Linked DNA regions of Homo sapiens: region 1 is linked to region 2. A link is an interaction called in ENCODE POLR2A ChIA-PET data of the cell type or tissue named here. Cell type or tissue: CD4-positive, alpha-beta T cell. All regions are shown on one strand. Links, peaks and the distances in the headings refer to the core of each region. The heading gives the core; the rest is flanking DNA.

Region 1 (2,500 bases), core at 1-2,500, 170 kb after region 2:
GGATCGCCTGAAGTCAGGAGTTCAAGACCGGCCTGGCTAACATGGTGAAACCCCGTCTCTACTAAAAATTAAAAAAAAAATTAGCTGGGCATAGTGGTGTGCACCTGTAGTCCCAGCTACTCAGGAGGCTGAGGCAGGAGAATGGCTTGAAGGTGGGAGGCAGAGGTTACAGAGAGCCAGGATGGCACCACTGCACTCCAGCCTAGGCGACTGGGCGAGACTCCGTCTCAAAAAAAAAAAAAAAAAAAGGATTAGAACCACTGATTCTCAGAAAAAGTTTGACTTTCATTATTTTCAGACAACACCTAAGGAGTGAAAATAAATGAGACTAAGAAGATGTTCTTAGGCCCCAGAATGTTTAAAAGTAGAAAGACAATTTCCTTATTCTAACCTGGGGACCCTGATGGTAACAGACGTGCTTATGTGCTGCGATGGCAGCTGATACTCCTCAGCCTGTGGTTCTCTGCCCCATCCAGAGAGAGCCTGAATCTATACACAGAAAAGGCTGTGTTTCTGAGGAAATAAAAAATATGTACTTTTAAAATTTTCTAAATAGGCCCTACTTCTAGGGTCAGCTGGCGTGTATTTCAATTAGCACATTATCTTGGGAAACTTTACCATGAGGAAAAGTTTACTCATAGGCTTGGCCATTTTTATTTATTTGACCCCCATGAATAGTCCAACATAGCCACCAAAAATTGCACAGATGTCAGTGGCTGTTTGGCCGTGTTTTAAATAAATATTTTGTCTTTTAATCATCAGAGATAGGAGATTAAACCTGGACTCGTCCAACTTTGGCTCTCTTCACGCTCATCCTTATGGGAGAGGAAGTGTCAAGATGGGCTTTCCTTTGGAGCATAACCTAAACAGGAACCTTTTAAAAACCTATCCAAAGCTACACTTTGTACCTTAAACGCAGGCATGAAGTATGAGACATTTCTGGTGATGTCTTCAGGAGGATTAAGAGGTCAGGAGTTAGATGTAAGAATGAAAGTAAAGTAAGTGATAGATCTAGGCAGAGAAAGATGTTGACATCTGAGCTTATACTCTGAATAAAACAGGTTTCCAGGCTGTGTGTGTTTATTTTACACCCATGCACTTACACACAGTATGTGATAACACAGCAGTGATTCACAGTGGCTCTTCAAGGCCCCTCATCTGTGAGTCCTGGACTTTCCTGTCAGGTGTGCCCCCTCATAACCAGGCATGTTCTATGAGGTGTTTACTGTCGAGACAAGTCCCACAAGTTGGGCAACCCTTTAAGTGCTGTTTTCCGGAGCGCAGCTAAGGAGGTTAGCATACTGGGCGCAAAATCCTTCCTCCTTTTGAAAACCTCAAAACCAACAAACTACTTCCTCTGTTAATCTCATGGGTGAGTGGCAAAGCCCAGGCCAAGCCCTTGGTTGTGCAATGTGTTATGGCCCTGGAGTTAAGGATCCTCCTACTCAAAGCAGGAGGGCATCATTCCAGCAAAACCTGTTGGTGTGCGTCCCACCTTCCAAGTGAAGATATGCCAGGTGGGAGGTCGCTCGGCTTGTTCTGCCCCGTGCTGAGCCTGGGCTCAGTGTTGGGACATACATTTCTGCCTTTTCTGTCGTTGCTTAAGATATTTCCTGGTTGTCTTGTGAATTCTAGACACAGTGATGCTGGTTTTTTTTTTTTTTTGAGACTGAGTCTCACTCTGTCACCCAGGCTGGAGTGCAGTGGCACAATCTCAGCTTACTGTAAGCTCCGCCTCCCGGGTTCACGCCATTCTCCTGCCTCAGTCTCCTGAGTAGCTGGGACTACAGGCACGTGCCATCAAACCCGGCTAATTTTTTTTTTTTTTTGTATTTTTAGTAGAGATGGGGATTCACCGTGTTAGCCAGAATAGTCTCAATCTCCTGACCTCATGATCCGCCCGCCTCAGCCTCTCAAAGTGCTGGGATTACAGGTGTGAGCCACCGCACCCGGCTGCTGTTTTTTTTGTTTTGTTTTGTTTTGTTTTTAAAAAGATGATTAAGCTGGTGAGGCATCTCTTTTTATATATGCATTTTTTGACAAAAATTCCGTATATTTAGGGTATACAACATGATGTTTTAAAATTGGAATGGTTCAATCAAGCTAAGTAACATGCAATACTTCACATACTTAACATTTTCTGTGGTGAGAACTCAGTTCTACTCTCAGCTATTTATTTACTGTAGTCACCATGTTTATACTGTATTCCCCCTAGCTAACTGAAATTTTGTATCTTTTTACCAACATCTCTCCAAACCCCACCCCCAGCCCCTGGTAACCACCATTCTACTCTCTACTTCTGTAAGTTTGACTTTTTTAGAGTCTACATCTAAGTGAGGTCATGTAGTATTAGCCTTTCTTTGCCTGGCTTACTTCATTTAACATGATGTCCTCTATGTTCATGTTGTTGCAGACGATTTCTTTCTCTTTTGCGCCTGAATGATATTTCATTGTGTATATACGGTATACACCATATTTTATTTATCCATTTATCCACTGA
Region 2 (13,553 bases), core at 5,980-8,479:
TGTTCAAACCAGCAGGGTGGAGGTGTAGATGAAGAGGGAGGTTGAAACTGGGATATGTTGTGAAGGTACTGCAGGCAGGATATGCTGACTAACCGGGTGCATGGGCAGATGGAGAAGTCAAGAATAAAATTAAGTTTTGTTCTGGACAACTGGAAGAACTGTTGGCAGTTACTGAGATGGCCCTGACTAAGTTTACTGACATGTTGTCTTTCCTACCTACAAGATCTGGGCCCATCTTGCAATATGCTCCCCCAAGCCTTCACCTGCCAGGTCTCTCTCTCCTCTCTACCAGTGCCACTCAAAATAACCAGTCTGCAAAGTGCTACCAGCTCACAGTGGGGTCAGAGTTTGTGCCAAATGTGAATCAACATACTGCCTCCTTCAGGGATGAAGTCCTGCTATGAAAACATATCAACTAAACATGTGCTGTGCTCAAATGTTACCTTATCCTTTGTCCTGCTTTTTTCATAGCACTTAACAGTGGATTTAATAGTGATCCATCAACTCTATGATTCAAACTGATACACCATTATTTTTAGTGCCACTAAAAAATAAACGCTGCCAAATATAATTCTAAGACGTCATCAATTACAAGGCACGTTCCAATTTTAGAATCATTAAAACGTGGGACCTAATGCATTTTAGAATCAAGGAAATATGTTTATTGGTCTATTGTCCATCCGCCCATCTTCAGTCTCCACTAGAACACAAGCTTACTTAGGGCATCAGCTTTGTCTGGTACATTCCTTGTTGCAGCATCCCTCATGCCTCCAATAGGACCTGACACATAAAGGCAGTCAAGAGTGTTTGTTAAACAAAAGGGGAGTGATGTGAAGGAGGTGCTCACATACTGGCGGGAGGAACCCAAGTGTCCACTGGCAGATGAATGCATAAACGGGTAAACAAAATGTGGCATACACATATAATGGAATTTAATTCAGCCTTAAAAAGGAAGGAAACTGGCACATGGAACAACATGCATGAACCTTGAGGACATTATGCTATGTGAAATAAGCCGGTCACAAAAAGATAAATATTATATGATTCCACTTATTTGCAGTACCTAGAGTAGTAAAATTCACAGAGGCAGAAAGTAGAAAAGTGGTTGCCAGAGGCAGGGTACAGTGGGCGGAGGAAGGGGGAAATGGGAAGTTGTTTAATGGATACAGAGTTTCATTTCTGCAAGATGAGAAGAGTTATAGACATCGGTTGCACAATATGAACGTACTTAATACTACTGGACTATACACAAAAATAGTTAAGATTGTACATTTTATATTATGTACATTTTACCACAATTAAAAATTAAAACTAAATATAAGCAAATATTTACTGAACTAATAACTGACCCTATTTACACAGCCATTTTAATTCTGTCCAGGACCAAACAAACCCCTAAAAATACAGATCTGATAATTACCATTAAGTATTCCTCTCAAAATGAGCAAAAATCACATCTCAGAAACCTATGTGGAAAGCAATAATACACAAATATCCAAACAGTTGCACATCACAGGATAAGTATATAGTATCATTATAGACAACAAGATTCGCTCATCAACTCAAGATTTGTACTTTTACTACGTAAAAATTTTAACTCAAAAACCTTTAAATAGTTATTATTAAACTCTAGGGAATAACAATGCACATTTAAGTGTTTAGAGAAAATGTGACTATAATCTACTTTGAAATGCATTTTTAAAAATCATATGGTACTGATCAAATAAATAAAGGGATTGATATTTGCTAAAGCCAACATAGTAAAATGTTAATTGTGTAGAATCTAGGTGGTGGGTATATGGGTGTTCAGTGTACCCCTCTTTCTACTTTGTGGCATGTTTGAAATTTTTCATAATTAAAACATTGGGTGGGAGGTGCACAGTGAATCATAGAATCTGAGAGCTGAGAAAGGATTTCAATGAAGCAAAAATTAATAGAACTGAAATGGGACGTAGATAAATCCACAAATATAGTTGGAGAATTCAGCACTCTTCTCACAGTAATCGATAATACAAGCAAACAGAAAATCACTGTTATGGACTGAACGTTTCCTCCTAAAATTTGTATGTTGAAGCTCTATGCTGACTAAGTTTGGAGATAGGCCCTTTAAAGAGGTAATTAAGGTTAAGTGAGGTCATAAGGATAGATGGAGCCCTAATTCAATGTGACATGTCTTTTAAGAAAAGGGAGGGACCCAGGGATGCTTGCACACACAAAGGAAAGACCATGTGATGACACAGCTAGAAGCCAGCAGGCTCCTGCAAGGCCCCAGGAGAAACCAAACCCGCCAAAACCCTGAGCTTGGACTTCTAGCTTCTGGGTCTGTAAGAAAATTAATTTCTGTTCCTTAAGCCACCCAGTCTGTGGTATTTTGTTATGGCAGCCCAAGCTGACCAGTAAAATCAGTAAGGATACACAAGACCTGAAAAACATTATCAACCAATTTGGCCTGATTGACATTTATAGAACACTCCACCCAACAACGGCAAGTTACACATTTTTTCAAGTGCATATGGAGCATTCACCAAAATAGACTATATTCTGGGCATAAAAGAGTCCTCAAAAAAATTTAAAGGAATTAAAATCATATAAAGCATGTTCCTTGGCCACAAAAAAATCAGAAGCCAACAGCAGAAAGATGGAAAATCCCCCAAATATGTGAAAACTCAACAACACATTTCTAAACAATATCTGGGTCAAAGAGGAAGTCACAAAGGAAATTAGAGTATATTTAAAACAGAATAAAAAAATGAAGCACAACCAAGCAAAATTTGTGGACTGCAGATAGAGCAATGCTTAGAGGGGAAAATGTAGCATAAAAATGCTTATATTAGGAAGAAAAAAGGTCTCACATAATGGTGTAGGTTACAATCTTAAAAAAAAAAAAAAAAAAAAAAAACAGAAAAAGAGAAAGAAGAGCAAATTAAAACCTAAGCAAGCAGATATAAAGAAATAATTAAGAGTAGAAATCAATGAAATGGAAAAAACAAACTATAATAGAGACAAATCAATGAAACTCAAAGCTGGTTCTTGAGATCAATAAAACTGATACACTTCTAGCAGAAATGATCAGGACAAAAAGAGAGAAGACACAATTATCAGTATCAGGAATAAAGAGGAGGCATCACTACTGACCCCAGAGACATTAAAAGGATAGTAAGAAGTTGCACAACAATGTGAATGTACTTAATGTCACTGAACTGTACACTTAAAAATAGTTAAAACAGTAAGTTTTATGTTATGTATTTCTTATCACTACTAAAATGTCTTATCACAACTAAATTTTTTTTTGAAAGGGAATGTTAGGAAATACTTTACGCCCATAAATTTGATAACTTAGATGAAACAGGCAAACTCCTTGGAAGACACAACCTACCAAAGCTCATTCAAGAAGAAATGGGTAACTTAAATAGTCCTACAGATATTATGAAATTGAATTTATAGTTAAAAGACTTCCAACAAAGAAAACTCCAAGTCTGATGGCTTCAGGGGAGAATTCTACCAAGCATTTAAATACCAATTCTATACAAACTCTGTTACAACACAGAAAAATAGAGAACACTTTCCAACTCATGTTATGAAGCCAGTGTTACACTGTTAGCAAAGCCATGCAAAGATATTAAAAGGCAAAAAATAGACCAATATACTTTATGAACGTATTAACAGATGCAAAATTCTCAACAAAACATCAGTAAATCAAACCTAGCATTATATAAAAAGAATACATCATGACCAAATAATGCTTATCCTGGGAATGCAAAGCAAATCAATGTAATTTACCATATCAACAAGTTAAAGTATACTATGAAACCATTCTCATCCTGCCCAATTACTGCTTATTCTATGAAACCAATTTGTCATCAATCCATAAGGCTAAACTGACCACTTACTGCTATGTAATTACCAATGGGCTACCCCTTTGATCTAACCTCAATTATTAATTACTAATATAACCAACTAGTAACTACTAATACCAACCAACATTTATTAAGCACTTAGGAAGTGGAGGTATTAGCATCACACTTTATGTGTGCTACTTTGCTCCTGCCACTCCCACTACAGGGCCTATGTGCCTGTTACTCTCTCTACCCAAAATGTTCTTCCCACGTCCAGCTTATTCTCACCATTGAGTCCTCATTTCTAAGAGCACCTCCTCAGAGTGGCCTTCCATCGTGATTTTTTGCTTTTGAGTGCATCATCCTGGTTAATTTACTCTGTGGCATTCTTTACTACTTGAAATTCTTTGTTTGCTTCTTTGTCCGTCTCCTTCATCAGAATGTAAACCCTGTGAAGACAGGGTCCTAGTTGTCTTGCTCACTGCCATATCCCCATAGCCAGAATGCCACCACTTAGCACACAGTTGCCTTTCAGTAACTATGTGGTGAATGAATTACTTACACGGTTTAAACCTCAAAATAACCCTATGAGGCAGACATCACTCTTCTCAGATTTATACAGAAGACAAAACTGTGACTCGGAGAGTACATTACCTATCCATGACTAGAAAATGTCTTAGCCGGGGTTCCTCTAAGAGTAAAAGGTGAGACAAAGGCTTCCAGGCAGGGACTTTATTTTGGAATGTGATCCCAGGGAGCAGTAGTGAAGGACACGGGGAGCGAAACAGAGGAAGAGTCCAAAGAAGGGCACTGTCAAGTAGGCGATCACCATGAGTGACAGATGTTTCTGACAGGTGCTGGAACCTGCAGGACTTTCCGAGAAGCCTTGTGAATGTGTCTCAACTACCATCCCAGGTGGAACAGGGCAGCATTTTTATCCATCAGCTTCCATCCTCAATGGTCTAGAGTGGCCATAGAAAAGAAGCCCCATGGGAGGAACACAGAAATAGGAACAAAAAACCAGCTTACACACCAAATGGGACTCTGTAGAAATAAAATAAAAGGTGAGGCTGAGTACACTGAAACAGTGTGCAAGAAGAAGCTAGTGAGCAGCAGAACCAGAATTCAAGCTCTGATAATCCGGACTACAAACACAACTGACTACACTGCACTGCCATATAGTGCCACGGTTCAAACAAATTTTCACCTTCATGGTGGATTTCAAGTGAAAGACATACACAATCACAAACAGCACTAATAGAAATCAAAGTAGTGCCCTGTGTAACAAAAGTAAATGTAATTGTGAACGAAATATAAAAAGACTGCAGTTTGTGGAGGTTGCAACACAGATCCAAGAAATCCATTTCTAGGAATTTAGCCCAAAGTAATTATCATAAATGTGCACAAAGATTCTGCTACAACAATGTTCATCGCAGCACTGTTTATAATAGTGAAAAGACCAGAAACAATATGAATATCTAATTGGGAAATGGGTAAATTATGTTCTATCCATAAAAATGGGATAATATTCAACATTAAGCAATAGGTTGTAGAAAAATATTTTGTACCTTGGAAAGATGTTCCTAAATAGTAAGCGCAAAATATTCTAGTGGTATTATTATACAAAAATAATATATAAATACTTTTTTTAAAAAAGCATCTACCAAAATATTAACAGAGATAATCTCTGGTCTGTTCATGGGAGATCTTAATTTTTTACCAAAAAAAAATCGATTTTGACAATTAGAAAAAATAATTTGTAACTAGTTACTAATTCAAGAAAAAGATCCATATGGTGAATCCTTATGCACTGAGATGGGGCAAGTCACTAGTAATCTTCGGCCTCTCTGTGAGCAGAGCCAGGAAGTGGTTCATACGCACAGAACCCAAGCAGAGATCAAACAGAAGGTTAAGAAAAAGTCACTTCTCTGCAGGAGATCCTTTTACCTTTGAAAACAGGGATGCTACAAATTTTGAGAATAACAGACAACGCATTAATCTAAAAGTAAAAATGCAAAATACCTCTCTGGCAAAGATAATATAAAAATATAAAGTTTAAGAATTCCTTTTGGGTCTGATTTCTCTTTGGTTTGACCTAAGTACATAGTCATTTCTTTGAGGCAATAAATACTAATCAGGCTTGGGTGACTACGTATTATCCTAAAATAAATATTACAGTATATGTGGATTATTTTATGCCAGGCACTGTGCTAATAAAAGCACTTTACATGTAATACCATCTCAGTGAATTACTATAATAGCCCTGAAGCACGAATTAATTATCAGCATTCTCTAGGTGAAGAAATAAACTAAGAAAGGCTAAATAACTCACTGAAGGTCACAGCTAGTTAGTAGAGGGGCTGGGATTTGAACTTGGTTCTGCCTGACTATAAAGAAACCATTTCTTTCTAATATATAAGAAGGAACTATGATAACTTTATATGTGTACTATTTTAATACTTAAGATATATCTTTTTGGTTCCACAAAACGTCAAGCACAGAATTATGACATGACCTAGCAATTCCACTCTGAGGAATATACCCAAGAAAACTGAAAACACAGGATTTTTTTTTCCACAAAAACCTACATACAAATGTTCATAGTAGCATTATCATAACACAAAAAGTGGATACAAACCAATGTCCATCAACAAATGAACAAAATGTATATCCATACAATAGAATATTATTCAGTCATAAGAGGAATGGATCCTGATACATGCTACAACATAGATGAACCTCAAAAACATTATGCTAAGTGAAAAAAAGCCAGTCATATAAAGTTATGTACTATATGACTCCACTTATATGAAATGTCCAGAATTTAAAAATCCATACAGACTGAAAGCAGATTAGTGTTTGTCAGGGACAGTTGGGAGAAGGTAATAGGGCATGACGGCTTAATACAGGGATGTCTAATCTTTTGGTTTCCCTGGGCCACACTGGAAAAGAAGAATTATCTTGGGCCACACATAAAGTACACTAACACTAACAATAGTTGATAAGCTTAAAAAAATTGAAAAAAATCTCAGAATGTTTTAAGAAAGTTTACAAATTTGTGTTGGGCTGCATTCAAAGCTGTCTTGGGTCGCATATGGCCCATGGGCTGCAGGGTGGACAAGCCTGGCTTAATGGGCACTCCGTTTCTTTCTGGCGTGATAAAATGTTCTGCAATTAAATTGTGGTTGCTGTTAATTGCACAACAATGTAAATGTACTGGAAGTCAATAAGTGAACATTTTTAAATGGTTAAAATGGCCAATTTTAACTGAATAAAAATATGTATCTTTTGGGTACTGGAGACACTAACCACAGGCCTTGCAAAGCTTAGTCCTGTGGGCTGTTACAGAAGCATTCTAGCTGAAGACAGACAGGTAGGGGAGCAACCCAGAAACTCTGCCTGCCTCCACAAGTCACGCATGTAAAAATACACACATCAAAAAGCCCTGTATGGTTCACACCCTTGAGAGGAGGAGCCGCCATATCCTACCACAACATTGGTTTTCCTATGTCTGACTACTTAACTATTTGGTAAACTTCTCAGGGTTCTCACAAGAATGGGGTGACTTGGTGTCTCATAAAGTAACTTTCTCATAAAGTTTTTCATCAGAAAGGAGCTAAACCAAAACTAAGGGCAGAAATCCACAAAAGCACAGTAAACCCATGCCTTGCAAGAGACACCTTGCACTTCCACTATGATTTATTCCTCAAGTCTCTGGACTTCCTAAAAGAAAACTTAATGAAACTTAGATTCGGTGACCACGTTAAGGAGGAATGAGTGCCTCCTGGTGATCGTCTCAACAAAGACTGTCCAGGGATCAAAAGGTTCCAGGTTTATTTTTGTTACAGCTGTTTCCCTACAGTGTTTAGAAGTAAAACACTGGAAGCCATCCATCAATCAGCTCCTGTCCCTAATGCATTGAGGAGAATTCAATGACACTGGACACCTGCCACACTGACCGCTCCTCATACAGGTCCCCAGACAACCGGGCAGAGTGCCTGGCTCAGGACAGCAGCCAATAAACACTTGTTATCGAAGCAAGAGTTATACAGTTTATCAGGAAAATAAGCAGGAGAAAGTGCTAAGAAGTTTCCAGGGAAAAAAAAAAAAAGGTCAGGAAAGAGAAGGACTTACCCTCTAGATACAAAAAATGTGCTCCACATCTAAAATACTTAAACAGTGTGAATTAGAGGGGAGGAAAGAGTGAGCTGTAAAATTTAAAATCCTAGTCCTGAAACAGCACCAAACACAGAGGCCTGCATGCCAGAGAAAAGTGTTTCAAATCTGCAAGTCAGCAAAGGCACTGGGCACCTAAATGTTCATTTTGGTCCCACCACTGTGGTGGCCACCAGTTGGGTTTATACTTCTTAGGGAGATTTTATACAAACATTAACACTATGATTAAATGTAAAAAGCAGTAATTACTAAAAGTACTAATTAGACAAGAAATGTAATTATAATGAAATAATAATTTTAAAAGCCAAAATAAGTTTAAAAAATTATGACTGTAACACACAAATATGGGATAAATCAGTTAACAGTTGGAATAACTCTAAATAAAGTAAATCAGGACGCTTACAGAAAGTTCTGGACCATGTGATAAACTGTAAGAGAGAAGAAATAATACTTTTCAAGTGGGGAAATGCGTGGTTAGTGGCAAGAAAACGTGTTGTAAATTCAAGTGCCTACAGAGGCCAGGCAGGCAGTGAAATGGGGGAGTCGATGGCAAGAAGGTGGGCACGAGCTCGGTGGACGCTGCCACCCACCTAACAACTCGGCCCTGAGGCTGCCAGATCATCCGCCTCAGGACATCACAGACACCTTGAATTTAGGTCTGAAATAAGCCAATTTTAAAGTGCTGGCAAGTAACTCTCCTCTCCAACCTGCCCCCCACAACCTCCACAGAGACCAAAGGAAACGCCTGGGGCCTGGAGAAGCACCGCGGGGTGGGCACCCATCAGCGCAGCTGAGACACCAGAGGGCTGCATGCCAGGGCGAGCGCGGGTAACAGCTGGCCCCAAGCCGGGGTGCCTCCCTGTGTTCAAGGACCCAAGAAGTCGGACTCAACCAAACAGGGTGACAAGTAAGGCTGCCCGAGCTACAAAGATGGTGCTGGAACGTCCCCAGGCCACACAAGAGGGTCTGCCTCCACAGAGTTTCAGCATAGCCTACGTGGGTCTGGGTTGGAGAAAGAGGGCAGGCAGAACACACGCCTGCATGGTGGAGAAACCCAAGTCTGGTTTTTAAAGCTCTGATGAGCCACGGGACCTCTCCCTGGGAGAAAAGCGTAAGAGATCCGAGCAGAAAAACCCTTGCAAGTTTGGGCTTCTGAGTGGCCCTTCAGCACCTAATGGATGGAGGGACTGACTCTGCCAACATCTCCAGCCACTGACGCTGAGCAACGGCCTAGCTGAAGTGGGGAACAAGCCCCACTAAAACCCCAAACACTAAAATTAATTCGAAAACGAGGAAAGAGGCCAGGCGCCGTGGCTCACGCCTGTGATCCCAGCACTTTGGGAGGCCGAGGCAGGCAGATCACCCAAGGTCAGGTGTTCGAGACCAGCCTGGCCAACATGGTGAAACCCCGTTTCTACTAAAAATACAAAAATTAGCCGGTCATGGTGGCAGGCGCCTGTAATCCCAGCTACTCGGGAGGCTGAGGCAGGAGAATCACTTGAACCCAAGAGGCAGAGTTTGCAGTGAGCCAAGATCGCACCACTGCACTCCAGCCTGGGGGACAAGGGCAAGACTTCGTCTCAAAAAAAAAAAAAGAAAAAAGAAAAGAGTCCAACAAAAACGACAAAACCAAGAAGACCACCAGGTAAAATTCCAGTCTAAGACAGCAGACCCAGGACACCTGTCCACGTTCCCGCCCTTCCAAAGTTGTTTCAAAATAAAAGAACCCTCAAAACACCAGCGAAATGTGTCCTTTCAACTGAGTCCAGAGAAAGAATCAACAAATACCAAGACCTGGGGAGGAATATGAACAATCTTCGGGAGAATTGAGGGCATTTCTCAAACTGCAGGCATTACCACTACAGCACCAGTTTCTGCCTGCCCTGATCCTGTTATTAATATTTTTCTTTAAATCACCTATGATTTACATAAATATTTTAAACGAAATTTGATATCACTACGGTAAATGGAAAACAAGTGTTGCTTTCTCATTAATAGGTGGTAACTATAAAAATAAACACACTGGGCCGGGCACGGTGGCTCACACCTGTAATCCCAGCACTTTGGGAGGCCAAGGTGAGCGGATCACCTGAGTTCAGGAGTTTGAGACCAGCCTGGCCAACATGGTGAAAACCTGTTTCTACTAAAAATACAAAAATTAGCCAGGTGTGGTGGCGGGCATCTATAATCCTAGCTACTACTTCGGAGGCTGAGGAATGAGAACCCCTTGAACCAGGGAGGCAGAGGTTGCAGTGAGCCGAGATTGCACCACTGCACTCCAGCTGAGGCGTCAGAGTGAGACTGTGTCTCAAAAATACACACACACACACACACACACACACACACAAATATAGGTTGGTACAAAAGTAATTGCCATTTTACCTTTAATGGCAAAAACCGCAATTACTTTTGCACCAACCTATAACAAAACAAAGTTATTAAAGACTAATATTACTTCCTGCTCTTTTTGTTACAATAGGAAAATAGCCTTTATTAGAGAGGTCTTTCAGACTAGCACCACATCAAGATTTTCTCTTTGATCCGATCAGGAATAGTAAGAACTGAAAAGGGCAGTTTGAATCACGGTGCGATGAAGGAGTAGATGGTGGGATCTCACCACGGGTCTGATTAGCCCTTTCTCTGCCTTGCTTGAGCTTCAGCAGAACTCGAAATGGCTGACGGTAAGGCTGGGAAGGACTCCGGAAAGGCCAAGACAAAGGCGGTTTCCCGCTCGCAGAGAGCCGGCTTGCAGTTCCCAGAGGGCTGTATTCATCAACACCTGAAATCTAGGACGACGGGTCACAGACATGTGGGTGCAACTGCCGCTGTGTACAGCGCAGCCATCCTGGAGTACCTCACCGCAGAGGGACTTGAACTGGCAGGAAATGCATCAAAAGACTTAAAGGTAAAGTGTATATTACCCCTCGTCACTTGCAACTTGCTATTCGTGCAGATGAAGAATTGGATTCTCATCAAGGCTACAATTGCTGGTGGTGGTGTCATTCCACACATCCACAAATCTCTGATTGGGAAGAAAGGACAACAGAAGACTGTCTAATGTATGCCTGGATTCCTTGTTATCTCAGGACTCTAAATAAAAGAACAGCTGTCCAGTGTTGGTGATGCCAGTGGACTATATTTCTGTGAAAAACACAATTTTGTCTTTTTGTAATTCTATTTGGGCAAGTTGGAAGTTTAATTAGCTTTCCAACCAAATTTCTGCATTTGAGTCTTAACCATATTTAAGTGATACTGTGGCTTCAAGGAAGCTATTGATTCTGAAGTACTGGGCTTTGATTGAGCTGACTGTTTTTAAAAAACTGTTTGGATTTTAATTGTAATGCAGAAGTTATAGTAACAAACATTTGGCTTTGTACAGACATTATTTCCACTGTGGTGGATAAGCTCAATAAAGGTCATATCCCCCAAGAAAAAAAAAAAACAAAAAGAAAAGAACTGAAAAGGGAGTCATGACCTGACTTCTATTTCAATGATGTTTACTGCTGGGCTGACACCCTGTCTAAAATCATCTCCAGTGGTGCAAATGCCACCGAACAAGCATGACAGCAGTGGGGCCTCAAACCCTTCCCCACCCACAGTCTACAAACAGCCTTTTCACCACCATCCCAGTTGGAAAGAAATTTATTTATTCCCCCAAAATAAAATCCTAGAAACTCTCCAAAAAGGGTGGGGTGGGGGACAATCTGCTTAAGGAGAACAATGAGGGGGTTGGAGGTCTGCAAAAAAGTAGAAGAGAGCTTGGGGTAACTTCAAACTTCCAAACCAGATCACAGCACAGGTGACGGGGAACGGACAAGGAGGGTAATAAGAAAGGCAGCTTCACTCAGGAGTAAAAGCCACAGAAAGCAATGAGCCACCCTTTGACGACTGCAGGGGGTTCTCACAGTCCTGCTTCCCCCACCACCACCTACTCCCCACCTCTGCAACCTATATGCAAACCAGCCTATTCATATTCCTTGCATACTAGAAGAGAACCTAGAGTCAGCCCTGCCATTTCAAGTTTGAGCCTCTTGCGGGAAAAGGCTGTACCCACAAACAAAGAGGAAACCCACACTAGGTACTTAGGAATCCAGTCATTCAGGACTGCACAAGAACGGCCAAGCAAGATCCAGAAGTTCACCACTCGTGTCCTTACACGAAAAAAATTTACTCCAGGAGGGATTCCAGGAAAAAAAAAAAAAAAAACAAACCAAAGATGCCAAGGCAAAAAATGATACAAGATTGAAGAAACAGCAGGACAGGTTTTCTGACCTAAGTTCTAACCCTGGCTCTACAATAAATACACAATCAGGCCAGGTGCGGTGGCTCACGCCTGTAATCCCAGCACTTTGGGAGGATGAGGCAGGCAGATCACTTGAGGTTGGGAGTTCGAGACCAGCCTGGCCAACATGGTGAAACCCCATCTCTATTAAAAATACAAAAATTAGCCAGGTGTGGTGGTGCACACCTGTAATCCCAGCTACTAGAAGGCTGAGACAGGAGAATCGCTTGAACCTGGGAGGCAGAGCTTGCAGTGAGCTGAGATCACGCCACTATACTCCAGCCTGAGCGACAAAGCAAGACTCTGTCTACAATAAAATAAAATAAAATATTCTTATCTTTTGATTCTATAATTCAACATTTATGATTATTTCTTTAAAATGGGGTTAAAGATGCAATCAATAACTTAGTTACAAAGATGTTCTAAGTGTTTCTAACGGGAAAATACTGCAAAAAAAACTTATTTTAGTACGATAAAATGTTATAATCGACCGGGTGCAGTGACTAATGCCTGTAATCCCAGCACTCTGGGAGGCTGAGTCGTGCGGATCACCTGAGGTCAGAAGTTCAAGACCAGCCTGGCCAACATGGTAAAACCCTGTCTCTACAAAAATACAAAAATTAGCTGGGCATGATGGCAGGTGCCTGTAATCCCAACTACTCGGGAGGCTGAGGCAGGAGAATCACTTGAACCCGGGAGGCAGCAGTTGCAGTAAGCCGAGATCACACCATTGCACTCCAGGCTGGACGACAGAGCAAGACCTTGTCTCAAAAAAAACAAAAAAAAAGTTATGGATAGGGCGTGGTGGCTCATGCCTATAATCCCAGCAACTTGGGAGGCCAAGAAAGGCAGATCACCTGAGGTTAGGAGTTCGAGACCAGCCTGGCCCAAATGGCGAAATCCCATCTTAAATAAAAAAAAAAAATTGAAAAAAAAAGTTATAATCATTCTAACTCACGTTTTTTAATATCTGAGATGTTGGAAGAACATCAAATGTGTATTTGAATGCCATTTCTGTATAAAATCAAATGTATAGGTATATGTATATGTATATACATGCGTCAGAAAAAAAAAGAATGCATAGATAAGCAGGTACACAGAAAAAGTCTAAAAGAATGACCACTAGACTACCAACAATGGTTACGTGGGCGTGGGAATCATTATGTGGGACTAATCCCTTCTACACTACATAAAATATTTGTATAATTTTTGAACTTTTTCAGCATGTTTCAGTTTTGTAATAAGGCAAAACAAAGATA

The links. Peaks named below come from ENCODE experiments on the same cell type or tissue, not always from the same donor. Only the 100,000 strongest peaks of a DNase experiment are listed, where the experiment ranks them.
Region 1: POLR2A ChIA-PET joins it to region 2 with 9 read pairs; 8 of 35 experiments call an interaction of 5 or more read pairs at or near these places.

The regions. Positions count from the first base shown.
Region 1 is chr13:99,045,266-99,047,765 of GRCh38, reverse strand. It overlaps a transcript of DOCK9 not described here. Among named protein-coding and RNA genes, the nearest start is that of DOCK9-DT, 40 kb to the left of the region's middle. In CD4-positive, alpha-beta T cell, for the core only: no CTCF peak of the experiment used is centred there; a DNase peak (open chromatin) is centred at 1,315; H3K4me3 peaks cover 1,126 bases; H3K27ac peaks cover 2,408 bases.
Region 2 is chr13:99,212,889-99,226,441 of GRCh38, reverse strand. The region is part of intron 1 of UBAC2 (UBA domain containing 2); the gene reads right to left. It also overlaps the pseudogene H2AZP3. Among named protein-coding and RNA genes, the nearest start is that of UBAC2, 19 kb to the right of the region's middle. In CD4-positive, alpha-beta T cell, for the core only: no CTCF peak of the experiment used is centred there; a DNase peak (open chromatin) is centred at 7,261; H3K4me3 peaks cover 1,846 bases; H3K27ac peaks cover 2,313 bases.